3 separate regions of the Homo sapiens genome follow, and regions 2 and 3 are each linked to region 1. A link is a loop called in an ENCODE intact Hi-C map of the cell type or tissue named here. Cell type or tissue: B cell. All regions are shown on one strand. Each heading gives the region's core, and the rest is flanking DNA. Links, peaks and the distances in the headings are about the cores only.

The links. Hi-C counts contacts between places; a loop is a spot of excess contacts. Peaks named below come from ENCODE experiments on the same cell type or tissue, not always from the same donor. Only the 100,000 strongest peaks of a DNase experiment are listed, where the experiment ranks them.
Region 2: a loop joins it to region 1, with 7 times the contacts of the local background. A loop is called at or near these places in 4 of 110 quality-filtered maps.
Region 3: a loop joins it to region 1, with 8 times the contacts of the local background. A loop is called at or near these places in 2 of 110 quality-filtered maps.

Annotation. Positions count from the first base shown.
Region 1 is chr6:14,656,806-14,667,129 of GRCh38, forward strand. The region is part of intron 1 of LOC101928354 (a long non-coding RNA gene); the gene reads right to left. It overlaps LOC102724463 (a long non-coding RNA gene), which reads left to right and starts at 2,346. Exons shown (of 3, transcript XR_926514.4): 1 at 2,346-5,045; 2 at 5,404-5,516; 3 at 8,241-8,458. RefSeq lists enhancers at 4,390-4,469, 4,560-4,679. In B cell, for the core only: a CTCF peak has its summit at 7,448; DNase peaks (open chromatin) are centred at 2,296, 4,546, 5,276 and 7,536; H3K4me3 peaks cover 2,742 bases; H3K27ac peaks cover 6,992 bases.
Region 2 is chr6:14,271,170-14,281,493 of GRCh38, forward strand. LINC01108 (long intergenic non-protein coding RNA 1108) reads right to left here. Exons shown (of 2, transcript NR_108097.1): 2 at 8,958-10,324. Among named protein-coding and RNA genes, the nearest start is that of LINC01108, 9.1 kb to the right of the region's middle. RefSeq lists enhancers at 1-511, 1,782-2,695. In B cell, for the core only: no CTCF peak of the experiment used is centred there; DNase peaks (open chromatin) are centred at 4,652 and 6,012; H3K4me3 peaks cover 1,921 bases; H3K27ac peaks cover 4,360 bases.
Region 3 is chr6:14,906,877-14,917,200 of GRCh38, forward strand. The region is part of intron 2 of LOC105374945 (a long non-coding RNA gene); the gene reads right to left. Among named protein-coding and RNA genes, the nearest start is that of JARID2-DT, 330 kb to the right of the region's middle. RefSeq lists enhancers at 3,747-3,806, 4,497-4,556. In B cell, for the core only: no CTCF peak of the experiment used is centred there; a DNase peak (open chromatin) is centred at 3,985; H3K4me3 peaks cover 1,462 bases; H3K27ac peaks cover 1,561 bases.

The sequences.
Region 1 (10,324 bases), core at 875-8,874:
CCAGCCGCACCCCTCAGGGGCAAGCACTATCCCAACGTCTAATCACATAAAGTCGTTTCCCCAAACTTTCAACTTTAAATAAATGCCATTTTACAACTTCCCCTTTCATATCCAGCTTCCTTCACTCAACATTATGCTTGTAGATTCATCCATATTCTTGTGAGTAGTTGTATTGTGCTGTTGTACTGTGGATTGTGTATAGTTATAGATTATTAATCCTTACAGTTGTAGAATATTCCATTATAGAAACACACCACAATTTATTTTTTCTATTTTATTGATGATGGGTTTGCGACCATTTGAAGGTTAAGGTTAAGGTTTAAGCTTAAGAATACTGAGACCCAAGATGTTAAAAATAACTTACAAACCTAGTAAATGGTGGATCCAGGATTACAACTGAAGTTGGCTTAACTCCAAAGCTCATGCTGTGAAGCACCATGCTGCACTGTCTTTCAGAAGAGCAAAGCTTGCAGGGACCTCTCCTTGATGGGTCGAAAGGTCTTTTGTACAAATAATTTGGGGGGCCCGTGGGAAGAAGATATTTGAATAACGTGCCACAAGTCCAAATCCACCACCTCTACAGAGCTCTTTGCCTTTGGGCATGTCTCTTTGCTTCTGATTCCCATCACTTTTTCTCTTTTCTTTTACTTTGATTGACTGTTCCAATAGCCCTATCAGCATTGTGGGACTTAACTGAGTAGCAGAGCCTGGAAACACCTCATTGCATCTGAAACCTAGAGAAGACGCTGGATGTAAGACACATACTTACAGCAACAGCCACTGACAAGGTGAGCACTCTGATGGATACCTGAGTGAAGAAGAGTATGGAGCGTGTCCAAATTCAGTGTACGTGTACATTCTAACTGGTGTGTTGGCTCACCTGTCTTCCTCTCTCTCATGTTTTTCCTACAAATAGTTGATTATGCTGATGCCAGATCATTCTGATGATAAGCATCTATTTGGCACATCCAGTAAACTGATCCATCATAAGGATAATTGTATTCGAATTAGCATTCATATTTTTTACATGCTTTTAGGAGGAAATGGAAAGGAAAGGAAGAAAAATGATACTTTCAAGGAATCACTTAGAGATAGAGGAAATATCAATATTTGAGCTCTTCTAACGGTTTGCTCTCTTCAAATGGATAGAAATCCAATGAAGAGGCTCTGCTCAGCTCAGTAAAGACAGAACACATCTTAGGCAACCTTTTCAGCCCAAGCTTTGGATTTTTCCAACCCTCACAATCAGAAGTGACTGTGGTTGGACTGAGGAGAGCAGGCTCAGAGAAACTCAGGCAAACCTCAAGGAACACTTTCAGCCCAGCTCTCACTCACTGCATCTCAGCCCAGCTCTCTGGTGTTTTCCTGCAGATGGGCACAGAATCATGTGCCTAGTAGGTTATCTGGCCAGTTGACAACTGATCATGCAGCAAATGCACGATTACTGTAGGCCAATGAACATTGCTTGCTAAGATGAGAGAAATCACTGGATCAGCTGAGGTCTGAGCCAGTGTGTCACTTCTATAAATACTGTTGCGGTTTCCAGGTACAGCACCAGAAGAAACCCATCTTTGCTTTACAGAGTCTCTAGATCCTTGTCTTCTCTTCTGTGTCCTCTGATGGAAGGAAGAGGCTGCCAGCACCAACTACCTTCAATTGCCAGGGCTGCTGTAACAAAGTACAATAGATGTGATGGCTTAAACAACAGAAATGTATTGTCTCACAGTTCTGAAGGCTGGAAGTCCAAGATCAAGGTTTAGGCACGGTGGCTTCCCTCTGAGGGCTGTGAGGGAAAAATGTATTCCAGGCCTCTCTTTGCGGCTTGCAGGCGGCCATCTTCATATTCGCATTGTGTTCTGTCTATGTGTGTTTCTCTCTGTCCAAACTTGCTTTTTTTTTTTTTTCTAATAAGGGCACTAGTTATATTGGATTAGGGACCAGCTTCATGATCTCACTTTAACTTAATTGCCTTTGTAAAGAGCCTATCTCCAAATAAGGTCACATTCTGAGGTTCTGGAGGTTAGGACTTCAACATATGGATTGAGGAGAAACACAATTCCACCCGTCGCACCGACACTCACAAAAATGTATTCTCTTCTCCTCAACACACAGAGCTTAACCCTCCCCAGACTCTCTAGGGTCCACACTCTATAAGCTCTGGTCTCAAGTAAATAACCTTATCAAAAAGGAGGAGGTGTACTTGACATGGCCCCGCTGTTCCCATTGCTTTGTGGTCTTCTAGTATCTCTCACCACAGAGAATGATGTTTGGGCTGCCAAGATCCCCTGAGGCCAAACGACTCAGAGGCAGTCCTGTAACTTCCCCTTCACGTGCCTGGTGGCCTCATTCCAAGCCTCTCTCATCACAGATGCAGGTTCATCCCTCCTTCCTTTTGAGGATTGGACTCCAGCTCCCTTCTCCTCTTCCGCTGCCCTGTGAGCAATCTTTTAAGATCTCACTCAATTCATGTCTTCTGTCACAAGTGCTTCTCACTCACATCTTCAGAACAGAACAGAACAGAACAGCATCTTGTTCCAGTTTGTTTTACATGGTTTGACAAAGGAAGAAGGACAAGCATTTCCTCTTTCCATCTGTAATTTCTCCGTAGCTCGCCTAAGCTGCCACTGACAGCCCAGGTCAATGCCTTGGTTTCCTGGGGCTGCAAACTTCTCTTCCAGGAATCCTAGCTTGGATGCTGCTGCCAGGCAAGGAGAACTGGAATGGCTTGCTGGCATGAATCTTAACCCATCCCTCTTTTCTGGAGGGTACAAGAATCCAGGAGATTTCATCTGCAGCTAAATGAGAGGAGAATCAATACTTGATTTTCACTTTCCTGCATACAAATCTCACTTAAAACATTCTGTTTTGTCTCTGGTCCTATTTTTCATGGAGTCTTTTTTTTTTTCACTTTTAATTTTGAAAAGCTACTTCATATCCCCCTCAGAATTCATACAAATTCCTCCTGTTCAATTTAAAAGCAAAATCAAATTGCTGGAAGTCACTCACATAGGTAGAAAGGAAGAGATAACGCTTTTGAGAATGACTTGTAAAGGTATTTAAAAATATAACACTTGTCCTCATTTCTTTAAAAATGTGAAACTTGAGGATTTCTTCTGAGAATGTTGAGGCTGTGAATGGATGGGTGGATAGATGTGTTTCCATTAAGGGACTGGGAAACCATCTGCAATACCTGGCTTAGTCCTCCTAGGGGACAAATAACATTCTAGTAATAACTCAGGTGATTAGGGAAGCACATACATTCTTTCAAGATGAAAAGTCACTCTTTACAGCACTATTTGCTAACAGATATAATTACTATCTGCAATTAACTGATGAAAAACTATGGGGAAGAAAGAGAATGGATGTGCAAGTGCCTAGCCCCACCCCAAGACATAACTCTCAATACATGTTTACATTATGCAAATCTTAATTGGTATTGAAAAGTCAAAGACAAAGGCGGAAACAAAACGCCTACTTGCTAAGCCAGTGAAATTCATTTCATTAAGCAGCCTGGTTTTCCACATCAAAATATAAATGTGTCTTGCTCCAATTAGTAGATATCATGCAAAAACAAAAGAGTTCAAAATATTTGGATATATACTTTTGTAATTCCTTCATGCAATAAATATTTACTGAGCAGTTGTTATGTGCAGGCAACGGAAGTAAAAAGATGAATGAGCTCAGGATGCTAAGAAACTTGGAGTCTGATAAGAGATAAGGAAAAATTTTTAAAGGCAGTTATGGTATAGGAGCATGCAGGCAAGTCACCTAACCCAGTCTTGGAGGGTAGAAAAGGTTTGAAAGGAAGTGCTATTGAAGCTGAAGCCTGAAGCTAGTCAGACAGGTTGCAATAATCTAGAAGAGGAAAGAAAACAGCGAGAGCATAGGCAGGAGAAATAGAGGAAAGTCATCAAATTAGAGATTTAGGAGAGAAAATCGACAGAATTTTCTAATGGCTATTCCCTTGTGTGTTACAGATTATGATACAGAATAGAGAAGAGGAGCAAATGCAAAGATGATTCCTTTGACAAGATGAAAAACGGTACTCTAATACACCTGCTTTGTAAGTCTCTATTTTCACACATAGCAGGCTTGTTTACAGCTGGCTAAAGATCTGCTGCACAGCAGCACTGACCCCACTGCATTCTTTCTACACCAATAAATTTCCTCTGCTGCCTCATTCAGATAGCCTAGCTGCTGTTTAGAGTGAAATTCTTCCACCTTCAAGCAAGAATCAGAGGTTCTTTCAGGCTTCACACAATAATATGATGAAGAGGCACGCTGAAGGTGAATAAACACTAATTTGTTTGCGTGTGAATAAGGCATCATTTATGTAGCAACTTCTACAGATTGGGTACTGGAGATTTTTCCAAAACGAATAATGCTCCTGCTTTTGAGCTTACAATGTAGTAGGAAAGATAAACAGAGTGTGATAAGTGACATCATAAAGGCACAAACAAATTCCTGTGAGCACAAAGTGGAAAGCCCCTGAGCTGGAAAATAGCACTGAGGTGGTTTCATGAAAGAGGAAGCAGCAAGGCTGGGCCTTGAAGAACGTGAAGGAGTCACCCAGCTAGAGAGGGCAGGAGGGTGTTCCACGAAGTACAAACATCATGAACAGAAAGTCAAAGAGTGAAAGTGAAGGGAGGATTGGGGAGCAGTGAACAGACAATGTGAGAGAGCTGCGGCACCATGGAGAAGAGTAATGAGAGGGACATCCTGAAGGAAAGACAATATGAAGGACTGTCGATGCCAAAGAAAGGACTTTCAGCCATATGCACGCAATGGGGAGCAATGCAAGATTGTCAACCAAGAGACTGAGGTGACCAGATCTGCTTCACAGCAGCAGCAGCAGCAGTGTACATGGAAGATTAGAGGACCGAGAGAGATGCATGTCAGGAAAATCAGCTAACAGACTCTAAAATAACTAAGACTTGAGAAAGATCTGGATCAAAGCTTTAACAGCAGCAATAAAGAAAAAAGAAGAGACATTTCTGTAATCAGATCTAGAAAAGTTGATGACCCCCAGGATAACAGCCATGAAAGTGAGAAGTGCAGGACACAATGGTTTAAGCTTGGAATCTCAGCCACTCCGAAGTCGCTGAGGCAGGAGAATCACTTGAGCCTAGGAATTTCAGGCTGCAGTGAGCTACCTACAGTTGTGCCACTGTACTCCAGCCTGGGTGACAGAATGAGACCCTGTCTCTTAAGAAAGAAAAGAAAGAAAGAAAGAAAAGAGAATAAGAGTGTCTAGGGTTTCTAACTTGGCCATTTTATCGTTAAGGGAGATAAGTCAAGAATAGGAAAAGAATGTGCATACTGGGGAAGACCATGTACACTAAAAAGCAGAGCTTGTCATCTGTGCTGACTCCTTTTTTCTTCTTGTCTTCTCTACTTCTCAAGGTGCTGCTACCACAAACATGAGGAAACTTCTGTTAGGAGTTCAACCTTCAGAGAGGACAGCTGGCAGTGCAAGATGGTGACAGCCCTGCAATCAGGAGAAGAAAGTCATGAGAGTAAGGAATGATGGAGAGGGATGAGAGCGTTTTCTAGGATTTGAAGAGTTAAGAGACTCTGAATAATTGGCAGGGGAAGCTGGGATGGAGAACAAAGTAGGAGAAGAATCATTTGCTGTGAACTCTGTATTTGGATTCCATTTTTGATGATCTTTGAAAATGGGAATAAAGGATTTGGGTTATTTTTAAATTCCTTTGGAGGCTAGACAGTTTCCCTAAATTCAGCATTCCCTTTGAAACTAGACCGCATGAGTCTCTGGTTTGTGCAGGGTTACCCTGGGTCAGAGTTGCCTCTAGAATAAGCAATGGGTAAGTCCTTGAGCTGTTGGAAGCGCATGGAGTGCCTGACAGTCTTCTGCACATTAGGCATAGGGGACCCTTTTGGGGGAAGAGGATGAAGAATAGGAGGGGTGATGGGAGCATGTTGGGTTGTGCCAGTTTAAAGAGAACGTGAAAAAGATAAGCAAGCAAATGAGGCTGCAAAAGAGGAATCATGGGAGAATGAGGAAAATTAAGTGATCATAGCATCCCTGAGGTCAAAAGAGCAGGGGTTTCAGGGAGAGTGCCAGGGCATTAGTTAATACAAAGAAGAGACCACTGGCTTTGCACCCTGGAGGTCAATGCTATCCTCTTCCTAATCCATTACTATAGAGTGATGGGGACCAGCGTTTGTGTATTGAGGAGATAATGAGAAGTGTAAATGGAAAACAACCAGAAGATAACAAGGATAAACAACTCTTTCAAAAATATAGTCACAGGTCACTTAACAGGACTACATTCTGAGAAATGCACTATTAGACAATTTTATTGTTGTGCGAACATCAACAGAGTAGCTTACACAAACCTAGATGGTGTAGCCTACTAGGCTAGAAGGTGTAGTCTATTGATCCTAGGCTACAAACCTACACAGCATGGTACTGTACTCAATACTGTAGGCAACTATAACACAATGGTAAGGATTTGTGTACCTAAATATACCTAAACATAGAAAAGGGCTAGGTGCAGTGGCTCACACCTGTAATCCCAGCACTTTGGGAGGCTGAGGCAGGCGGATCACCTGAGGCCAGGAGTTTGAGACCAGCCTGACCAACATGGCAAAACCCGGTCTCTACTAAAAACACAAAAATTAGCTGGGCATGGTAGCACATGATTGTAAAATCTCAGTTACTCGGGAGGCTGAGGCATGAGAATTGCTTGAACCCAGGAGCTGGAGGTTGCAGTGAGCAGAGATCACGCCACTGGACTCCAGCCTGGGCAACAGAGCAAGACTCTGTCTCAAAAAATAATAATAATAAATTAAAAAAATAAACATAGAAAAGGTACAGTAAAAATATTGTATTATAATTTTATGGTACCACCATCATATATGCAGTCCATCATTAACTGCCACATCATTACATGGTACATGACTATATTTAATGGCTTAAAAACACAGAGATGTGCAAAATCATTTATGTCCAAGGGTTATTTGTCATAAAAACATAATGTACATAACAAAACTTGGGACAACCTAAAACACCAATACAAGGTATTGGCTAAATTTTAAAAGTGTTTTAGAGAAGCGTATTTAATAGAAGAGGAAAATGTTCACTGTTTAAGTGAATAAAACAAGATACAAAAGGCATATACAGTATGAGTTCAATTTTTTTCATCTATACAATACAGGCATAAAAATATTAAAATGATATATATTTGATAAACTGATAGGTAGATTTCATTTTCTTCTTTGTGTTATTCTGTATTTCTCTAATTTTCTGAGTTCATTTGGATGCTAAAGAATGTCTGTTTTTTTACTTAGGAAGAGAGTGGTTTTTCTGTTTGTATATTTTGGTATATTTTGGTTTGAGGTTTCGGTGGTTTTTTGTTTTGTTTTTGTCTTGAGTGATAGTACGTATATGAGATCATGTACAACTACCTACTGTTGCTCTCTTCCACTGGGATGTTTTTGATGTAATGGCTATGCATCTCGGCCTTGGGGGGCCTAGTGCAGCCTAGTGCAATGTCAAAGGGGCTGTCACCTGGTTCTTGCTGCCACCTGCCTGTGCAGGTGGCTGCTGAGGCAGCCTTTGGCCCACAGGTCCCCTGAGACATCCTTTGCCTCTGTCTGCCTTCCTGGCCCACTGGCTCTCCTGACCAGTCTAAGCACAGATGAGTGGAGGGCGGGGGGAATCGTCCTGGCCTGGCCTGTGCCACACTGGGGCTTGGGAGTTTCTGCAATGTCTGCTGAGGCCCCCCGCCCCCATCCTGGTCTGACTCTGCAGCCAGCTCCAGGAAGTAGAATGCAGGCTACTCTCTCCATAAGATCATGCTTTACCCACTGTCTTTCCTTCTTTCTTAACCCCAGGGAAACCTCATCTAGATTTGAGGATGAGGACGGGTGTAGGGAGCCAATCTCATCCTCTGACATTTCTCCCTAAGGGCGCAGTCCTTTGAAACACGTGTAAGTCAGCAAAAGGCACCCAGGCTATTTGCTTTCCCTCCTACCACATCCGTCCCCTGAGGCAACAAGCATTAGATGGCCTGGCTGCTTTGGGGGAGGGAGGGGCTGGCAAAAGGAGAATGATGGAGCTGGAAGGAGAGACAGAGTAGCCCTAGGTTAACCCTTCAAAACCATTATCCTGATGTGCAGATGTCGACAGAAAACAGCAAGCCTCTCAGTGCCAGCCTGCGTGCTGGAAGTGCACATGCATTATTAATTCACTGGGACATTTTTACCCTTTCCAGCCTGTTTCTCCAGGTTTCCCGCCTCCTTCCACCTTCTGTACAGGACACACCAGTTCCCTCAAGCCCAAAATGTGAGCAGCTGTCATTCTCTGCATAGCCAAGCTCGGCAGTCTGCCGAAAGGGACAAGCCAGTCCCGCAAAGGAATGATGTATGCCAAAAGATACTGCATTAGGATCTTCATTAACTGGAGGGCCAATAAATTTATGAAAATCATGAATCAGTTAATCCATTCCTTACGATGAATAGCTAATTAACATGAGGACAGGGCCTGACCCTTCTATTCATCTCTACTCACTCCTGAGCTTCCTGTTACAGACAGGCTCCAGGGCAGAAAACAGAACCCACATTGGCTAGCGTGTGTTCAGGTGGGTCCCCATGGGGCAAAGCCGAGGGGATGGACTAAACACAACCTTCTCTTAATGTTGGGACTTTCTCTGAGAGTGCATTCTTATTTCTAACTTTTCATTATGAAAATAGTCAAACACAAGTGTAGCAAGGTCTTACAAATTTATGGGGCCGGGTGCGGTGGCCTGTAATCCCAGCGCTTTGGGAGGCCAAGGCGGGCAGATCACCTGAGGTCGGGAGTTCAAGACCAGCCTGCCCAATATGGAGAAACCCTGTCTCTACTAAAAAAGAAAAAAATACAAAATTATCCGGGTGTGGTGGCGCATGCCTGTAATCCCAGCTACTCGGGAGGCTGAGGCAGGAAAATCGCTTGAACCTGGGAGGCGGAGGTTGCAGTGAGCAGAGATCGTGCCATTGCACTCCAGCCTGGGCAACAAGAGTGAAACTCCATCTCAGAAAAATATATATAGATATTATGTTTCATCATCCATTTTAAATATAAGTTGGACTTTCTCATACCAGAAGCATGTGAAACAGTTTCCAGTTCTCTGCCTCCTCCCAGTTCCTCAATGTGATGAATCCACGTATCTGCCTTACACAACTGCCTCCTGGCAGCCAACTTCCTATGGGACATATAGACACAGCCCACTTGACTCACCCTGACCCCGCACCCCAGGCGGACTATGCAGATATGACTCAACGACCACTTCTCAGTCATAACGTTAGCTGGTGGGACTCCTGCCTGCTTGCTCTAAATCCACCAATGACAACTCCTCAAGGGAAACCCATCTGGGTAATTCCCTGGATCCCAACAAAGGCTCTGGCCCACAAGTCCCTTCCCCAGTCTCCAACCCACTGGTCGAGCACATATGTCCCAGACAGCTCTCCTCTTCCCATTCGCCCTGAGGTTGCTGTCTTGTTCTCTCCAGGATCTGTAAATAATACACTGCTTCAGTTATTTCATGCATTTTCTTTTGCCTCCTCTGGGTCTTACCTGACTGACACACTCAAACCTAACTAACTTCTTTCCCATTCAGGGCTCTCCTAGAGCGTGGCTATCTTAGTAGGAATAAGCTAGACACAGGTCAGACGAGAGCACAAGTATAAGTGAGTTTCCTGTGAGAGGGACACCTGGTCACAGGTGGAGACACTCAGGCATGAGGCCGTCCACCAGGATAAAGAAGTACCTTGTGAAAGGCACATTGTAAACATCTACAACCAAATAACTACTCTCCAGAGAGAGACCTCCAGACCAAATTAGAAAGAAAAAAAATACAACATTGTTTAAGTCGATAATAGCACAATGAACCTGATAGACCCATCACCCACCTTCATTAATTATCAATACATGACCAATCTTAGTGCATCTGTGCACCACCTTTCTGGATCATGTTAAAGCAAATCCCAGGTATCGCATCATTTCATCTATAATTATCCAGCTATGTCTCTAAAGGAATGAGGACTTTTTAAACACATAGCCACAATACCATACTAACATCTTTAAAAAATAATTCCTCAATATCACCAAATATCCTGTCAAAGTTTACCTTTCCTCATGAATCTTAGAATTTTTTAACAATTTGTTTAAATTGGGATCCTATTGAGGTGCCACACCGTGCAATTTGTTGTTATGCCCCTTATTATAAGACTCTTTTAATTTATAGCTTGCCCCCATCATTGCTTCTTCCTTGCAATTTTTGTTCAATAAACCATGTCATTTGCCCTTAGCATTTGACAC
Region 2 (10,324 bases), core at 1,630-9,629, 380 kb before region 1:
TGCTGCCTTTGGTGCCAAGCAGTCACTCATTTGGAGAAGCCCAAGGCAGGATGGCATGCACTGGCATTCCCACACTAGCCACACTGGGCGGTAGGTGCTTTGGAGTGCGGTGTCTCAGTGGGTTCCACCCAAGCTCCATCAGCTCACAGCAGCTGCCTGGAGAGCTGACTCACACCCGTCCTCCACATCCTCCCTGATCAGAAGGACCCGGACTAGCTTTTTTTTTTTTTTTTTTTTGGCTTTAAGGAAGTGCCTTTGAATTTCAAAGGTGCCGGCCTCCTGACCAAGTGGAAGAAAGTCAATCCCCTCTGCAGCTGGTCTTCCTGCTGCTCTCCTTGCCTGGTAAATTTGGAACTAGGGCTTTTGGGACAGCCTAGTCATAACACTGCCAACCACTCATTCTTGTGATTGGACTGTGGGGTCCGGTCACAGTGTGATTAAATGGATGTAGTAATTGGAGTACAGCAGATACTCAACAAGAGGAGAGGCCAGGTAACCAAATCTATGCACCTCCTAGAATATTTGGATCTGGCATTTACTGAGCAGGTTTAAGAGCCTAACTCCTTTCTGTTAGAATAATAGGATGTTTCAGAGTTAAGGTCACACCCTCTGGGGTAATCTTTATCACAAAGGTTGTTGAATAATAGGCCAATTTTTCAAGTTATTCTATGCAACCTCAACCTTGAACTTAAAGGGAAGCTAGAGATTAAAACTCCTTTGCAAAGATTATGACAATGAGAAAATCTAGTGTGGCCAACTCCATCTTGCTTCTAGCCTCACAGGCTGTTGGTCTTCATTCGTTCATGGGTGTAGGCCAAGCTAAACATGAAAGGAATTTAGCTTATAGTTTATCTTTGAAGCAAGAATGATAATAGTCCTTCCCAAAAACTAACCTTCTCCTTGCTAAGGGACTAAACCACCTTTGAAAAACTAATAAAAGTTTAAAAGATTATGGTTATGGGAGGGGCCTGAACTCTGCTAAAATGTAGGTACAGTTAAACAATAACCCGCCATTGTTCCTAGCTTGCTTTTCTATAATTCCTCACTGCTCAGGAATTATGTGGTCAGAGATTACAAGATTTGTGACTTCCCCAATTGCTCCTATAGATAACATCACTATTGTATAACCTAAGATTGGCCTTTGGAGATAGTTTTCAGACTTTTGCATTCTGGCGACTTACTTCACCTGGACCCATGACTCATGACTCAACCAGTCTTGTGGCCTCCACCAAGATGCTGACTCAGGACAGGAGGACCATTTTCCATACTCCTGTGAATTCATCCCCAACCAATTAGCAGCCCCCATTCCCTAGCCCCCTGCCTAACAAACAATCTATAAAATCCATAGCCTCTGAGTTCTGAGGGAGGCTGATTTGAGTAGTAATATCTCCTGTCCTCCTGCTCGGCTAGCCCTGCAATTATTAACCCTTTCTCTACTGCAATACCACTGTCTCAATGAATTGGTTTTATCAGTGCAGCAGGCAAAAAGAACACATCAGGTGATGCCACTAGAAACTGGCACTAAGCTGGATTTGGGTTCTTTAATTTTGTTTCCTGCTTAATAGGTTATAAGGATCATTCCAAGTCATGGATAGAGTCATCCAGGATGGGTGTATTGATGCCACTGTTAAGCCAGTGGGCAGCTGTGATAGAGGGAGCAGAGTCAGTAGACCTGGAAGTTTGCCACTAATGAGGCTTGGCTGCTAGGAAGGTTGTAATGGCTCTGCACTTGAGCTTGCCCATCTCTAACATGGCAGTGACAAGGCTTCCTTCTCAGGGAGGTGACCTCAGGCCTAGCATGGCCCACTGGACCCTACGCTCCTTGAGAACAGGGGTCTCCCTTGTTCTTTGTTACATCCTCAATGCCAGGCATGATAAGGGCTTGATGAAGCTTTGTCCATTGGATCTTTCTGGGTTTGCCAGCCTTCCTCGTCTACACCACAGCCACGGTCTCGTATCGACAGGATCTGGATTGAGATTTGCGTTTGGATCATTCCAATCTATCCCACATCTCCACCTATTGTGGGAATAGCTCTATTTCCAAAGACCAATCTACTTTTCCACGAGGCCACACCCGTGCAGTATGTAAGTCGGAAGCAGAAATGAAAAGGGGAAGAAAGTTGAAATACTAAAAGTGGGAGGAGAGAGGGAGAGTGTGGGAGCAAGGCCGGGACCCACCCCAAAAGAGATTGGAATACATGTGCAGCTTTAGTTCATGGCCTGCCAAATACCTCGTGCTGTGCCTCTGAATGGAAAATGGGGTAGAACAATGAGCTGGAATTAACATCGCCTTTGAAAAGCAACTGCTGACAGCAGGCGTTCTGCATATGCCAAGTATTGCCTTCAGACCAGAGAAGCCTTTTCTGGCCCACATGAGCCCCGTGACAGCCTGCAGAAGGCAACACACCCTAGATCCCTAGATGGCTGTGACCTCCAGCCCTCTGTGCCCTGAGCATTTCTGTAGAAAATGTGTGTATTTAAAAAGGCCATGTATGTTTCTAGAAGGAAGGTGAAAACAAGATAGGTATTTGAGGAATTATATATCGATCGGGTACACATTTTGTGGCCTGGTTTAGCAAAGATGTATTACAGGTCTCAATCAAATTGCTCAGATAGACGAATGAGAAATTTCTGATTTGATATTATTTAGGAGTCAAGCCTGCCATTGCTGAGATTGTGGTACTTAAGGGAAAAGTGCCCTTTTACATATTCTTGACATGTTCTTGATTTTGGTTAATGGTATTATTCTCCAGTTTTGAGCCAGAAAAATCTGGAGCCACCCATAACTCCAGGCTGTCAGTCACTTGCCACTCTCACCCACTTGGTCCCCTAACCCTGTCTGCTTCCTTCCCAGTCACGTTACACCTCTGTATCTTCATTGCTGCCTCACTGGTGTTGATGATTGAACTGACTGCTCCTGTCTTCTAGAATTTTCTTGGTTCAGTTTCTTAAGAATGGCAGAGCAGACTTTATTCAAGGGGAGCCATGGCGATAGGGTATGGGGACCACAGCAATGGGGTCTTGCGGTGGGGGAGAGAGATCGGACTCCACTTCAACTCTAGCGAGGACAAGTGGGGATTTATAACCAGGGAGCTGAGTGGGGTCAGGGGTGGAAAATGACTAAGAGAAAACATCAAGGATGAGGGGTTTCTGGCTAAACTGACTTGATCAGTTACTGCAAAAGGCAGGTCGGGGTGATAAGGCATTAAGGGTGGTAAGGCACCAAAGAGGGGATTTTTGCTAAAGTGAGCAGAATTCTTGCTCAGACTGGATTCTATGAGGACACAGAAGGAAGCCCAAGTTCAGGCCCCATCAAGCAGAGGACTTGGAGGAGCCTAGATAAAGTTTTGGTCAAAGGAAAAGAGTCTGTTAAGTTCAACCTCTGATTCTGCCAGATTTGGCTTTCTTTCAGAAAGTCCAACTAAACCATTTCCGTTGCACAACCTCCATTGTATGCCACTTTACACAGGGAAAAACGGGAGTAACGTGTTTAACCAGCAAGACAAGGCAGAGTGCAGTGGCGGAGCCCACGCTGGGGTGCGTGTCTCAACAACTGGCCTGGGTACTGCTTTGAGCCTCAGTGATGAGTCACTTTATTCATTCATTTATATGGCAAATTGTATGAAGCACCTGTGACGTGCAGGCAGTGTTCCAGGCACTGGAGATGCGTCCTGGTCCTCTTGCAAGTTATTTTGCTGTGGACCAGCCTCTATGAGAATCAGGCACATAGGCAGAGGTATCCAGGGTCAGGGGCCTTCTAGGAAAGGCTGATCGCAGAGCTAAGGCAAGAAGCTCGCTGAGGTCAGCCCACGTGGTGTCAGGAGTGGAGGCGGAGAGGCCCCAGCTGCAGAAACACAGGCACCTCCTTGCTTGTTGAGGTTTGTTTTAGGAGCTGTCAGGGAAGAAGGGAGGGAAATGGGGCACTAAAAATACCCACGGATGTTTCCAGAAACCTCTGATGTCTGGGCTCCCACTGTGGATAGCCTGCCAGATGGCTGTGTCTCCCTCAGAGCTGTGAAACCCACCAGTGTCAAGGTTGGATCAAAGGCGCTTTATGGCAACCGGTCAAAGAATCAACCAGAACAGCTTGGCGTGTAGGCAATCTGCCCAGGCCTGACCAGCCATGCCCCTCATGAAGAGGCCACATTGCCATTAGATATCCAAATTATAAGTGACTTCCAGATGCAACCCCAGTGAGCATCCTCTTCTGACTGTCCTCTGTTGCCACCCTTGGGGCTCTGCTTCCAGCTCTTTCAGCTCTATGTGGAGATTGGCAGCCCCCAGTGTGCTCTTGGGCCTGGAGGGACTCTACACAGCTCCACACTCGGGCTCCCTTGTTCATCCCAGCAGCGGCGAGCTTGGCAAAGCCAGGAAGTCTGGGATGAGGCCCAGGAGTGTCTCCCTCAGCCTGCACGCAGCAGCTGATAGGAAACCACAGCTGCCAGCAGCAGCGGCTGCAGAATGCTTGTGAGGGGCACCCTGCTCATAGCCATGGCTCCTGGGACAGGACGGAGCATGAGCCTCCAGCAGAGGTGGGTGGGGGTGAAGGCGAGGAGGCAATAATGCCTGCCCCTGATGCGCAGGGACGCAGGTGCCAGGCTGTGCTGGGGAGCTGTTCTAGAAGCCTAGCCTGGACTGGAAGGGCCCTGCCTGTGGGGGTTAGGGCAGGATCAGAGGAGTTGGGCAGGCAGAACTTTCTCCTGGGGAAGCACAAGTCAGAGGCGGTGGATGGGTGTCTTAGATAGGTCCTTCTGAATGCAGACACTGAGGCAAGACTTCAAGCACAAATCATTTATTTAGGAGGTTAGGCCAGGAAGCATGGATGGGGGAAGGGAGACAGATAAGGGAGGGAAGCAAGGGGGCTTATTAAGCCATTTGCCACAGTGGGCACCTGGAGCTTGATCCCACAGGGAGCTCCCGGAGACACTTTAGAACATGCCTTGGATTTAATCCATCTACGGGACGAGGAAGCTGGGCATTATCCAACAGTTCCTTGCTCATGATTGCTTGAGGCAGGCTTTCTGGGCAGTGACCTGGCACTCTGGATTCCCTGCAGGTGGACCTAGAAGGTTCCCCAAACCAGGCAAAAAGCAGAATGCCAGGGTTGGCAGTGAGCAGCCTCAGACATCGAGGGAAGTGTGGAGGGGATATGGGCTGAGTGCCAAGGCATCTTTATTAGGGAGTCTTGGCAAATAAGAGAACCTAAACATGGTGCTGCTGGGAGGTCAGGCCAGAGAGGGAGCCCAAAGAAGGTGAAGTGGTGGGCAGAGAATGAAGGAATTCCTGGAATTGAGAGATGACAGTTACCTCCCTTTTTAATGGAGTGCCTGAGCCTCTGCTGTGGAGGGGAGAAGATGCCACCTGCCACGGTGATTTGCTGGTCACTCTGGTCTCAAGGGGAAGCAGGACTATTTTCAGGTGGGCCATGCCTTTCCTCCTACCCCTTCCTAAGCACTTTTAGGAGTATCTGGAGTATGGAATAGGCCCTTTAACCCACAGAGCTGTGAATGACTTTTAATTAACAGGAAATGCTGTGGCACATAGCACATATAGCAGACATTGAATCTGTCTCTAATTAGAGACATTTTGAGGTTCTGAACAGCTCAAGTCTGCAATTCTCATTCTCCTTACATGCAGCCACTCGTGACAGAGGGAAGGGCCAGCACTGCTCCTGAGTCCTGGGCTCCTGGCTAAGGGTCCTCCTCCTCTTCCTCCTCTTCCTCCTCTTCCTCCTCCTTCTCTTCCTCCTCTTACTCCTCCTCCTCTTTCTCTTTTTCTTGCTCTTCCTCCTCCTTGTCCTCCTCCTCCTCTTTCTCGTCCTCTTCTTTCCCTTCTCCTCCTGCTCATCTTTTTTTCAAACTGGTTGCCACCTCTAAAATTATACTTTGCTAAACAACAAAAAAACCCTTAAATATAAAAAAATAAAGTGGTGGGAGGATGTGGTTTATTTTGGTCTGCTTTAGGTTCTGGGTGCATGAGCCAGTGCTTATTTTCAGATCTGTCTATTCCTCTTTCTGTGTCTTGTGATCTCACTTAACTCATCCTGCTAGAGTCAACAGATCTCTCCGTGCACAGGAAGCCAGACTATCAAGGCAGCAAAGAGTTTTAAGGCAGCTAAGTGAACAGTTTTGGTTTTTTAAGTGGAAAATTCTTTAAACGTGATGCTACATTTTACTTTTGATAGGTGACTAAAACAAATCCAGGAGATGGGAAATTCCATACCTGGTATTTCCTGAGGCCTGCCTAGCAATGGATCTGACCATTCTCTTTCCACCTGTGTGCTATCTTCCCGCTCTGAGCTGCCATCATCTCCATTGCTGTGATCACTGTCATAGCCTCCCTCCTCCACTTTGCCTCCCTGCAGTCTGCTCTCAACACAGCAGCCTGGGTGACCTGTGAGAACATGCCAGGTCAACTTTCTGCTCTGCTCAGAATTCCCCCACAGTTTCATGGATTGCAGAGGCTGCTCAGTGGGCTGTCCCACCCCATCTCTCTGGCCTCCCTCCTACTCTTCCCTGCTCTCACTCACTCACTCCCACCTCTCCTGCTGACCAGTCCCTTTGCTACATGCCTCAGGACCTTTGCACTTGCCGTCACTCTCTCTCTCTAGAATGTTCTTCTCTTGTTCTCTAGGTGGCTTATTCCTTCAGGTTCTTGTTGACTTGCTGCCTTCTCACTGAAGTTTTCTCCAATTTTTCTATTCAAAAGTGGACACTAAACCACCTTTCCTATTGCCATCTTGCTTTGTTTTCCTCCATAGCCCTGTGTACTATCTAATATAGTATACATTTTCTTCTTACTCATTTTGTTTACTGTCCATCTCTCAGTGAATGTGGCCTATTGAGAACAGGCATTTTATCTGAGTTTTCACTGCCTTATGTCCAGCACAGAACAGTGCCTGGCACATAGTCAATGTCCAAAAACACTTGTTGAATGAATCCGTGGCAGGCTTCAGGGTGGTAGGACAGGAAAGAGAAACACCTACTGGGCTTCCCTTAACCCAGAGGTTGCAGTCGGGAAGCCCACAGAGACATTTGCTTTAGCTTGCACGGTGTTTTTCAAAGACTCAAGTTAGTCATCAGTGCTGAAGAATACGGTGACTACATCTCAAAAGAAATAATAATAATATGGTGACTTCACACAACACCCAGATAACTGGCATAGCTTGAAAAATATAGAAAAATCAGAAGTGCCCCTTGCATATGGCAATACTGAGCAGTAGCCACTCGCCAAACCACTTTGATGGGCACCCTCTCCTGTTTCACTCACTACCCAGCCCCTGGTGGGCAGGTGAGTTCGAAGAAGGGGAGGAGGAGATGGAGGGAGAGGTAGGGGGCAAAAGACGGGGAGGAGGAGAGGGAGAGGAAGGTGGGGGCAGGAACCAGTGCAGCCCCCAGATGCTGCTTTGCCAGCGAGGGGAAAGTGCCCCTTGCATTTAGCTGCCCAGGTTCCCACTGGCAGCTGCTCACAGCGTCCTGGTCCCTCTGATCTTTGAGCTGTAAAGCCCTTTGTCACATCCAGGCTCCCTAGCAACAGCAGCCATACAGGCATGTGGTCAAGAATGGATGGGCACAAATGCAGCTTAGGAGAGGAAAGAAAATGTATCTGTTGTTAAAGTGCATACAATTCTCTACACACGTTAGAAGTTTCAAGCGGCTTTACAACATCAGTTTTGCTAAATCCGGCAATCCTATAGTGTCATTGGCTGAGTATTCCTGAGCACGTCTTACACATGCCAACCAGGGTGCTCACTGAACAGAACTAATTAAAGAAGAATAAAAAAAGATAAGGAGACATATTTAAGCTTCAACTTCTGAGTTATTATAATTAACAAGCAATAAGAAAAATGATATTACTTGTTCCTCATCTTGTATTTGTTACATCCTTTTATTCTAGGCACCTTCCCCACCTCCTGCATGGTTTTGCCTTTGAAGGAGCTTGGGCAGAAGTGCTAAGTCAACAGCCTCTGTTAGTAGATTTAGAAATAAGAAAAGAGGCCAGGTGCAGTAGCACAGGCCTGTAATCAGCACTTTGGGAGGCCAAGACAGGTGGATCACTTGAGGGCAGCAGTTTGAGACCAGGCTGGCCAAAATGGTGAAACCCTGTCTCTACTAAAAATACAAAACAAATTAGCTGGGCGTGGTGGCGCACACCTGTAGTCCCAGCAACTCGGGAGGCTGAGGCACAAGAATTGCTTGAACCTGGGAGACAGAGGTTGCAGTGAGCCAAGATCCCACCACTGCATTCCAGCCGGGGTGACAGAGCGAGACTCCATCTCAAAAAACAAAACAAAACAAAAAACCAAAAAAACCAAAACCAAAAACAAAACAAAACAAAAAAACCCCAAAAAACAAAGAAATAACAAAAGGCCTGTCAATTAGTTGAATTATCTATAAAATATTTCTTTTGCCTTATATGTCTGCAACATTGAAAAGATACAGATGTAACCTATTAACAGATGCAGGTTGCTATAAAATTACGTTTCTTTAAAATTTAAAATGCACACCTCCCTCCCATGTCCCCATCTGTCACGATCAACAGTTCTGATTTAAAACCTACACTTTGAAATTCGACTGCTTCGAATTATGAGAACCACGAATTTAGGTAATTGATTTCTTCTCTCAGATTATTCAGTGTATACCCTGGAAATATGATTAATTAGGCTTGCCTGTATAACAACACATACTGATTTGAGAAAAACTAATGCTGTGTTTAGTAACCTGGACCTTTAGTTTGGTTCTGCAAAGAAATTTCTTCACACTGCTGGGTGTATTATCTTTCCCTCAGTAGAAGCTGAAATTGCATTTGCTAACTAATTGTTGGTTCACTGTTTAATGGCAGGGGAGAGACCTCAGCCGATCAGTGAGCAAGTTAGCTAAGCACCTATAATGTAACAATCACTGTTCCCTACTGTCTTAGTCTGTTTGTGCTGCTATAATGAATGACCACGACCTGGGTGGAGTAGACAACAGACATTTATTTCTCACAGTTCTGGAGGCTGAGAAGCTAGAGATCAGGGTGCCAGCATGGCTGGGTTCTGGGAAGGGATGGCTTCTATTATGTCCTCACTTGGCCTTTCACTGGTGATTGCAGGCAGAGAGGGAGCAAGGGATCTAGTGTCTCATCCTCTTGATAAGGTCACTAATCTCATTATGAGGGCCCCACCCTCATGCCCTCATCTAACCCTAATCACATCCCAAAGGCCCCACCTCCTAATACCAGCACAGTGGGGATTAGGGCTTCCACATATGGATTCTGGGGGCTACAAACATTCAGCCCCATGGCACAGGCCACAGAGAAGCAAGGATAATTGAGGACCACGAGGTCCTCTGGGACTCACGGTTCATAGAGAGACAGATAAAGAAGCAAGTACAGTGTTTGGAAAACAAACAAAAACCTACAAAGAGTTCTAGAGGATTGTAGAGGGAATGACCCTTTTCATAAGCAAAGATCAAGGGGCTGGAAGGATGTGTGACATTTAGGAAACGGTGCCCAGTCTGACTATAATGGTGGTGGCTGCTGCGCCTTCGGCCCCCTTTGCCTATGCCATTGCACAGTTGCTGCTCCGATTATGATTGTCACGCCTGGCCTCACTAACCAGTTGTCTTGGGACATGGTTCTGCCCGGCGAATGCCGCCTCTACAACCTGTGCTTTTTCCAAGGTCTTCTTGAGGAGCCAAAACAAGCTCCCCAGAGACAAGAAAAGAGCATACACTGAGGACCGCCCGCTCTCTCCTGGTGACATATCAGACTGGTGTCTGAGGAGGGTGCACTCTCCTGCCACCTGCAGGACACGGGGCCACCCTTGGGATGTGCCTGGTGCAGGAATGCTGGGGCGAAGGGGACTTCACTGGGCAGAGGGAGCCTTTGGGTATGGGAGGGTCTGGGGTAGAGGTGGTGGACCTCATCGGTCATCACAGACGTGCCCTGGGGATGCTGGCGCCACTCCAGCCGCGTGGTGGGCAGGCATCAGAGATCCATTCTAAAAAGATAAACAAGGCATGGATTTGGGAGTGTGGGAGGCAGGAAGGCCGCGTCCCGAGCCATCAAATGCAACGGCGCCTTGATGTGAAGTAGGGGAGACTGAAGGCAGAAGTGTCCCCTCTGCCTTGCTGAAAACTGGAGCTGCTGGGTGAAGACAGGGTGATTACCCACGTCTGACTTTCCTTTTTATATCTGGGGTGCCAGGGCTTAACGATCCCTCCCCCTACCCCCATTTCTCCAGGAAGCCTTGAAATCCTTTGCCAAGCAGGGCACCAGAGTTCCTGGGGCTCGTCTGCAAATTAGGTCCTCACCAGCATCCTCCTTTCATTGTGGGACCTTC
Region 3 (10,324 bases), core at 842-8,841, 250 kb after region 1:
TTATCTATGACTAGGCAAAGTTGAGTAGTTAGAAGAGAGATGATACGGCCCACAGAGCCTAAAATATTATCTAGCCCTGGCCTAAATCTTCACTTAAATGAATGAATACATTATTTTTCTTTACAATTAAATATAAAGAACTTCAATCCAAAATACAGCTCTTACAATTCAATAAAAAGAAGACAGTGCAATTTTTCAAATGAGCAAAAAATGTGAAGCCAAGCTTCATCAGAGAAGATACATGAATGACAAATAAGGACATGAAAAGAAGCTCAACATCATGAGTTATCAAGAAAACATGCATTAAGACCGGGCACAGTGGCTCATGCCTGTAATCCCAGCACTTTGGGAAGCCAAGGCAGGTGGATCACCTGAGATCAGGAGTTTGAGACCAGGCTGGCCAATATGGCAAAACCCCATCTCTACTAAAAATAAAAAATAAAAAAAAATAGCTGGGTGTGGTGGCACATGCCTGTCATCCCAGCTACTTAGGAGGTTGAGGCAGGAGAATTGCTTGAACCCAGGAGGCGGAGGTTGCAGCGAGCCAAGATCATGCCATTCCACTCCAGCCTGGGCGACAGAGTGAGACTCTGTCTCAAAAAAAAAAAAAAAAAAAAAGGAAGAAAATGTGCATTAAAACTACGTGCTTACTAGAATGGCCAAAAGTAAAAAAACTGATCATGCCAAGCACTGAGAAGGATGCAGAGCAACTAGGACTCCCATATATTGGTGATGGGAATACACAATAGTACAACCACTTTTTTGTTTTTTTGTTTTTTGAGACAGAGTCTTGCTCTGTCGCCCAGGCAGGAGTGCAGTGGTATGATCTCCGCTCACTGTAACCTCTGCCTCCAGGGTTCAAGAGATTCTCCTGCCTCAGCCTCCCAAGTAGCTGGGATTACAGGTATGTGCCACCATGCCCAGCTAATTTTTGTATTTTTAGTAGAGAAGGGGTTTCACCATGTTGGGCAGGCTGGTCTCATACTCCTGACCTCAAGTGATCTGCCCGCCTCAGCCTCCCACAGTGCTGGGATTACAGGAGTGAGCCACCATGCTCAGCCAGTACAACCACTTTGGAAAACAGGTAATTTCTTAAAAAGTTAAACATAAATCTACTATACAACCCTGCCATCCACTATGAAATATTTACCTGTAAGAAATGAAAGTGTATGTCTATACAATTGCTTGTACACAAACATTCATAGCAGTTTTTTGTTGTTTTGTTTTGTGGGGTTTTTTTTTTTTTTTTCTGTAGAGATGGGATTTCACTATGTTGCCCAGGCTGGTCTCCATACTCCTGGGCTCAAGTGATCCTCCCACCTCAGCTTCCCAAAGTGCTGGGATTATAGGCATGAGCCACCATGCCCATCCACAGCTTTATTTTTAATAAAAACTGGGAACAACCCCAATGTTCATCAACAGAAGAATGAATAAACAAACTGTGGAATATCCATACCATGGCATACTACATGTAATAAAAATGAATGAACTATTGATACATGTAACAACATGGGTGAATCTCAAAATAATTACGCTAAGCAGAACAAGCAAATACAAAGTACATTCTAAAAAGGCAAAACTATGGAGACAAAAATCAAAGCAGTGATAGCCAGGAACTGGGAGTAGGAGACTGACTATGAGCTCAGTATAAAATAACTTTCTGGGGCTGGGTGCGGTGGCTCACGCCTGTAATCCCAGCACTTTGGGAGACCGAGGTGGGTGAATCACTTGAGGTCAGGAGTTTGAGACCAGCCTGACCAACATGGTGAAACCCCCTCTCTACTAAAAATACAAAAATTACCTAGCTGTGGTGGCACATGCCTGTAATCCCAGGTACTTAGGAGGCTGGGGCAGGAGAGCTGCTTGAACCTGGGAGGTAGAGGTTGCAGTGAGCCAAAATCACATCACCGCACTCCTGCCTGGGCAACAGAGTGAGACTGTCTCAAAAAAAAAAAAAAAAAAGAACTTTCTGGAGTGATAAAATGTTCCATACCTTGACAGTGGTGGTGCTCACACAGCTGTATGTTTGTCAACATTTATCCAACTATTCTCTTGAAAGGGATGGATTTTTCTGTATGTAAATTATACCAAAATACACCTGATTTATAAAAGCACACAAAAGCCAGTTGGAAGGGACTCCCATCAGCCAAATCTAGGACAATTTAAACATCAAAATAAATAACAATAGTAATGAATAATAAGCCACTGAGTGAAAAAAGATTCTCTGAGTCCATGCTGATATAAATAAAGAAAGAAATAAATAAGGGAAAGGAGAAAGTTCATGCTAACAGGAAATGCCAGCTGATAAATGTGAATAATAAAATTAGAAAAACAAGCATTTGATTATTACTGTGATAATGATTAACTCATTCAAGAATCATCAAGCCAGGGCCCAGCATGGTGGCTCACACCTGTAATCCCAAAGGTTTGGGAGGCCAAGGTAGGAGGATCACTTGAGCCCACGAACTTAAGACCAGCCTGGACAACAAAGTGAGACCCCATCTCTACAAAAAAAAAAAAAATTTAAAAATTAGTTAGGCATCGTGCACACCTGTAGTCTGTTACTCAAGAGGCCGAGGTGAGAGGATCCTCTTGTAACTTGAGTTCAAGGCTACAGTGAGCTACAGTGAGCCACGTTCACACCACTGAATTCCAGTCTGGGCAACAATAACAACAACAACAAAATATAAATGGATGCTAAAAATAATGGATAATAGTTTGTTGAGAAACAGAATACTTGTATAGTCTGGAATTATCTCCCCACATTGTACTTATTAATTGCAAAGGGAAAAATAATAATTTTACAATATAGAAACCTGGTAGACGAATAAAGTGATCAAAATCTATCCTCTATAATGAGACAAACTGACATTATAAGTCTTCTATATAAAACACTGAGAAGTGCTTTAAATCTTTGATATAAAACATGACCCTGACCAGGCATAGTGGCTCACACCTGTAATCCCAGCACTTTGGAAGGCCGAGGTGGGTGGATCACCTGAGGTCAGGAGTTCGAGACCAGCCTGGCCAACACGATGAAACCCTGGCTCTACTAAAAATACAAAAATTAGCCAGGTGTGAGGGAAGGTGCCTGTAATCCCAGCTACTCAGGAGGCTGAGACAGGAGAATCACTTGAACCTGGGAGGCGGAGGTTGCAGTGAACAGAGATCATGCTGCTGCACTCCATCCTGGATGACAGAGCGAGACTCCATCTGTTCTGTAGATCTGAAATTAGTTCAAAATGTAGATGTTTAGGAAATAAATTAACTGAACCCTGATTCATGGATGTATTATGATTTTCTCATTGTATAGACCTGACACAAATTAGGTACATTCTATGGCACATCTCATTTAGGGAAATTAAAGGGAAAAAGGTACATTCGGGAAAAGGTGAGCACAGGGATGAAGACACCATCTCCATATCCCTCGGCTGCTTCATTAACAGCCTGTTATTTTACAGCGAGGCCAGTGACACCTTGTCTATGCTTGAGTTTTCTCCACAACACAAGCAAAGTATGATGAACAGTATGATGCGGTACTAGCTCCACAGTACCATGGGAACTAGCTAGAGATTTCTCACCTGCTCCTTCATGTAACCTTTTGGCTTTTTGTTCCTGTCCTCTATTTATGAAAGAAGTAAAATGATAAGAAAGCATGCACAGTTTGTGATAGTGGATTAGCAGGTCACAAGCAGGTCTGTCTACCCTCCTTCCAGGACATCCGAGTTTCACCTTTGAAATTACAATGGTGGATCTGTCCCCTCCCCGATCTAACATTTTAATGTCCTCCTTTAGGCTTTAGACATCAGTGTCCAGACGTCCTATGAGTGGAGTCTCCAGCACCCACAGAAGTGGCTCCCTGTTGTCCCTGTGGTTCCCCAAATGTCACTGCTCTTCCCCAGCAAGAATTTGGCCGTGGCTTGATCCGAAGCAGCTGTTGCATGGCGCAACAGTGCAGAACAGTTTGGGACAGGAAGTGAAAGAGACCACATCCTCTTGAAACTGCAGGGAAAGTTTATTAGGCCTCGTATCATGGCTTCACATTGTTAGGAAGTGGCAGTTGGACTCTCCTCTGCCTCAGGAGTTTGGATGAGGCATTGGTCACTGTGTTGTCTGCCTCTTGACTTTCATCTGGAGAAGAATGCCAATGCCTACCCCGGCGCTTGACCAGAAAACTCCTTAGACAGTCACTCTGAAGGCTCCTAGAAAGTGAAAATCGTGAAAACGTATTGAAGGCCTGCTATGCCTCTGTCTGAGCACTTAAAACACTTAGAATTTGAGAATCCTGGAGCCACTTAAAATTGGCCTTGGAGTCTGATATGGTTTGGCTCTGTGTCTCCACCCAAATCTCATGTCGAATTGTAATCCCCAGTGTTGGAGGAGGGGCCTGGTGGGAGGTGACTGGATCATGGGAGTGGATTTCCCCTTTGCTGTTCTTGTGAGAGTGAGAGTTCTCACAAGGTCCGGTTGTTTAAGGGTGTAGCATCTCCCCCTTGTCTCTCTTCCTCCTGCTCTGGCCGTAGAAGACGTGCCTGCTTCCCCTTCCCCTTCTGCCATGATTGAAAGTTTCCTGAGGTCTCCCCAGCCATGCTGCCTGTACAACCTCTGGAACCATGAGCCAATTAAACCTCTTTTCTTTATAAATTACCCAGTTTCAGGTATTTCTTTATAGCAGTGCAAGAACAGACTAATACAGAGCCCATTTCACCCAATCTGACAATCTAGTTGCAGACAAAACATACACACTAGCAAATATCCTTGCAGTTCCAGGCCATGAATTTAAGAAGTCAGATGTACGGTAGCAGTCGTTAAGTGCAGGAGGCACAGGAAAAGCTGTGATTATGGAAATCTTAGGACTGCCCTCCTATACCCAAAGAGAGGAAGGTGAGGAACCCTGTCCCCAAAACCTTAATTTCCAGAACAAGCCCTCCACCTGAGGAAACAGGAATTAACAGGCAACAAAGATAAAAGGGGAGATGGGTTCAGGGTCTTAGGGCTAGGGAAGGAGAGGAGCAGGTGGCAAGTTGAGAGGGAAGGTTTAATAACATGAGATTGCCTCGGTTCAACAAAGAAGCTCCTAATCTCGAAGCTGAGTCTCTTACACATGTGAGTTTTTAATCAGAGGCCCCAAAACAGTAATCAATCTGTAGTTTCCACCAACACAAATGAGACGCATGGGAAGGAAGGAAGTAGGAAAGAAGTATTGCTTTGTTTTTGGTTTGTTGGGGCTTTTTTCTTTTCTCCTCTGGTCCACCTAAATCGGTTTGTGTGCTTAGCCCATTGCCTGAGGTATTGTTTGCATTGTCTTTCTCCTCTAGCCTCCCCCAGCTACCATCCCCTTCATCTCACATCCAAAGCTCTGGATGTGGGTTCGATAGGAAGATGGCAAACACCAGCATGTACCCTAGATCAGACATAAGGAGTAGAGCCTGTCTGGCAAGCCACCAAGCTTGGCTCTCTTGGAGGTTCTGCAAAGGGAGATAAAATGTGCCTTTTGCAGTGAAATGTTTGTGGACTTTGTATCAAATTCATGGTGCAGACATCTCTGCGGGGCAGCCGGACACAAAGCAGAATCCCCGGTCCAGCTCACTGCCAAGCCCCACCTCCCACTGCGCAGCCCAGGACGGTGCAGCCCTGGCCTTCGGTGCTCACCAGAGCGGAAGAGAGCTGCTACGGGGTCTGGACATGGGGGCTGTTACCTCCCCACACACAGTGGTCAGGCAGGTGGTATGTAACAGAGGTCCGCAGGCATGGCCTGCCACCATTGCCTGCAGGCTTTCCACTTTACGTTAGCCCACATGCTAGTGATCAGCCAGTCCATGCAGTTTGGGGTCCTCTGGTTTTCAGCCTGCATTGACTTATAATCTTCCTCATTTCTGAAGCTGAGTTAACAGACTCCCTCTGGAATGCCCACAGGTTCCTGCAACCACACAGTCTAGGGGTAAACCCTTCCCAAGACCAAGTCTGTAGGAAGCTCTAAGGTTAGAAATGGGTCACTGAGAGACAATATCAATTTCAATTACAGCTCTAGGCTCCTTGAGACCTTGTGACAAGCCACTTAAGGCAAGACTGAGTTTGACTCTGAGGCACCTCTAGTAGTGAAGCTCCTTTGCCTCAAAGAGCAGCATAACATCATGCTTCCCAGTCATCTGTCCCTGGCTTCTCTGTCCCCTCCCGCTTCCGCCCACTAACAGATCAGACTAGGTCTAGGCAAAATCCCAAATCATTTTCCCTCCCAGTCTGTGGGTTCCTGAAGTCACCAGAATTAGACTAACTCATTCACCTTGCTCAGATGAAGACACTGTCACCTTGTTAAATTGCAAAGACTTCACCTGTTCTTGCTTTGCAAGAGTTAATTTTTCAGGAAGAGTTTACTGTTGCCCAGCAAAAAACCTGAGGAAATGACAATGGGATAGGTACATTTGTTAAGGAAGCAGAGGAAAGGGAACTTTGGAAAAAGGAGTGAGGTAGGGTGATGACAGGATAACAGGGAAACAGTATAAAAGAAGAGAAAGATCAAAGCTGAATTGGGGTGAGGAGATGACACAGCTAAGGATATACTGTTTGCCTCTTACAATTTTTGCTGGAGTCAAACTTTAAAAGTTGAATAGCCTCCCGACAGCTGCTATATTTCTCTTCCCTTTGCTTGAAGTAGGATTTGGAAGAAAGTTATTTGTCTTTGTGCTCTCGATAAAGCATATTAAATAATATGTCTGTGTGTCTCAAAGACCTTGAACAACCTCAGATGGACTCTAAACCAGCCCTTATTCCTTCGTTCTGCAGGTTCAGAATTGTATTCACTTCCCAGGGCGAAGGTGACCCTCTGGGTGGCCTCCACCCTCATCCTAATTAGTATCAGCCGGCCTTTCAGAAAGGGAACATGGAATAGAGAGGTAAGAACCATCGTGGATGGCAAAACCATCTGCCTTGATTAAGAAAACAATTCTATTTACAATAGCATCAAAAAGAGTTGAATACCTAACCAAAGAGACAAAAGGTTTACATACTGAAAACTACAAAATGTTGCTGAAAGAAACTAAAGACAAAAATAAATTAAAAAAAAACCCTTGTTAATGATTGTAAGATTTAATACTCTTAAGATGTCAATACTACCCAAAGTGATCTGTAGATTTAATGCAATCCCAATCAAAATCCCAATGGCATTTTTTGCAAACACAGAACATTTCATCCTAAAATTTATATGGAATCTCAAGGGACCACAAATAGCCAAAACAATCTTGAAAAAGAACTAAGTTGGAGGTCTCACACATCCTGATTTCAAAACGTATTACAATACCATAATAATAAAAAACAGCAGGCTACTGGCAAAGAGACAGACCAGTAGAATAGAATAGAGAATTCAGAAATAAACCTTTGCATATACGGTTAAGTGATATTTTGCCAAGACTATCCAATAGGGAAAGGACAACAGTGGGCACTGGGAAAGCTGAATATACACATACCATATACAAAAAAATTAAATCAATGTGGGTCAAAGGCCTACATGTAAGACCTAAAGCTATAAAACTCTCAGAGGAAAACAAAAAACCTTCAGAGATTGGATTTGGCAATGATTTCTTGAATATGACACCAATGGCAAAGGCAACAAAAGAAAAAACATACTAATTGAACTTCATCAAAATTAAGAATCTCTTTCCATCAAAAACCACTATTAACAGAGTAAAATGGTCACCCACAGAATGGGAGAAAATATTTGCAAATCACATATCTGATAAGGGTTTAATAAATATCTAAAATATAGAGAGAATGCCTAAAACTCAACAGCCCCCAAAAAATCTATTAAAAATGGGCAAAGGACTTGAACATTTTCCCAAAGAAGATATACAAATGTGGTCATCTTTTTATGTTTCTGAGCTTCTGAAAGATGCTCAACATCACTAGTCATTAAGGAAATGCAAATCAAAACAACAATTAAATATCATCCCATACCAATTAAGATGTCTACTATAAAAGAGAAAAAACAAAAAACAGAAAATAAATATTGGTGAAGATGGGGAGAAATTAGAACCCTAGTGCCTTACTAGTGGGAATGTCAAATGACCAGCCTGGGCAACATGGCAAAACCCTGTCTCCACAAAAGTCACAAAAAATTAGCCAAGGCCAGGCACGGTGGCTCGTGCCTGTAATCCCAGCACTTTCGGAGGCCAAGGCAGGCAGATCACCTGAGGTCAGGAGTTCGAGACCAGCCTGGCCAACATAGGGAAAACCTGTCTCTACTAAAAATACAAAAATTAGCTGGGCATGGTGGCGGGCACCTGTAATCCCAGCTACTCGGGAGGCTGAGGCAGGAGAATCAATTGAACCCAGGAGGCGGAGGTTGTAGTGAGCTGAGATTGTGCCATTGCACTCCAGCCTGGGTGACAGCAGCAAAACTCCATCTCAGAAAAAAAAAAAAAAAAAATAGCCAGGTGTGGTGGCACATGCCTGTAGTCCCAGCCACTCAGGAGGCTGAGGTGGAAGGATCGCTTGAACCCAGGAGGCAGAGGTTGTAGTGAGCCAAGATGGTGCCACTGCACTCCAGCCTAGGCGATCCTGTCTCAAACAAAAAAGAAAAAAAAGAGAGAGAGAAAGAAATTTACTATAAGCAAACCCTCCAAACCTACAATAGCTCTCTTTATAGTTTTATCAACTTGGCTTAATCCAAGTCTCAACTCTGATTTGCAACCCCTTCTACAATTCATCTCATGTTATCTCTTACTGGTCCTTATTCAGGGCATACCCTCTGATCCAACCAAGATGCTGTTCCCTGGGTCATTCCTCTGACTTTTCCAATTACCAATGACACCCTCTCAACCCATTCAACCTTTCTACTCTTCCTTCAAGACCTAGCTCATATCCCCACCTTCTGCACACAGACTACAACTATTAGAACCTACCTCCTCTCCCAGTTCTCTGAGGTCCTACCATGCTATTGAGAGGTAACAGCCTGCTGGCAGCCCTCACAGCACGCTCGCTCTCGGCATCTCCTCTGCCTCGGCGCCCACTCTGGCGGCGTCTGAGGAGCCCTTTAGCCCGCCGCTGCACTGTGGGAGGCCCTCTCTGAGCTGGCCGAGGGCGGAGCCGGCTCCCTCTGCTTGCGGGGAGATATGGAGGAAGAGGCGCGAGCGAGAACCGGGGTTGCATGCAGCACTCACAGGCCAGCACGAGTTCTGGATGGGCTCGGCAGGCCCCGCACTCGGAGCAGCCGGCCAGTGCCGCCGGCCCCAGGCAGTGAGGGGCTTAGCACCCGGGCCTGCAGCTGCGGAGGGTGCACCAGGTCCCCCAGCAGTGCCGGCCCGCCGGTGCCGCACTGGAATTCTAGCCGGGCCTCAGCTGCCTCCCCACGGGGCAGGGCTCGGGACCTGCAGCCCGCAGTGCCCAAGCCTCCTCCTGCTGTGGGCTCCTGCACAGTCCAAGCCTCCCCGACAGGCACCGCCGAGGTCCCATCAACCACCCAAGGGCTGAGGACTGTGGGCACATGGAGTGGTGCTGGCGGGCAATTCTGCCAGGGGCCCTGGTGCGGGACCCACTAGGTGAAGCCAGCTGGGCTTCTGAGTCTAGAGGGGACTGTGGAGAACCTTTATGTCTAGCTAAGGGATTGTAAATACACCAATCTGCACTCTGTGTCTAGCTCAAGGTTTGTAAATGCACCAATCAGTGCTCTGTGTCCAGCTAATCTAGTGGAGACTTGGAGAATTTTTGTGTCTAGCTCAGGGATTGTAAATGCATCAATCAGCACCCTGTCAAAATGGACCAATCAGCTCTCTGTAAAACAGACCAATCAGCAGGATGTGAGTGGGGCCAGATAAGGGAATAAAAGCAGGCAGCCCCAGCCAGAAGTAGCAAGTGGCTCTGGTTCTCTTTAACAGTGTGGAAGCTTTGTTTTTTCGCTGTGTGCAATAAATGTTGCTGTTGTTCGCTCTTTGGGTCCGCACTGTGTATGAGTTGTAACACTCACCATGAAGGTCTGCAGCTTCGTTCCTCAGGCCAGCGACATCACGAACCCACTGGGAGAAACGAACAATTCCGGACGGGAGAAAGAAACAACTCCAGACGCGCCGCCTTGAGAGCTGTAATACCACAAAAATCTGCATCTTCTACTCCTGAAGCTAGCGAGACCACGAACTCACCAGAAGGAATAAACTCCAAACACGTCTGAACATCAGAAGGAACAAACTCCAGACACCCCACCTTTAAGAACTGTAACACTGACCGTGAGGGTCCGCGGCTTCATTCTCGAAGTCGGTGAGACCAGGAACCCACCGACTCTGGACACACTATTGTCTGAACACTGTAATTTAGTGCTTTCTTTATTGGGCTAACA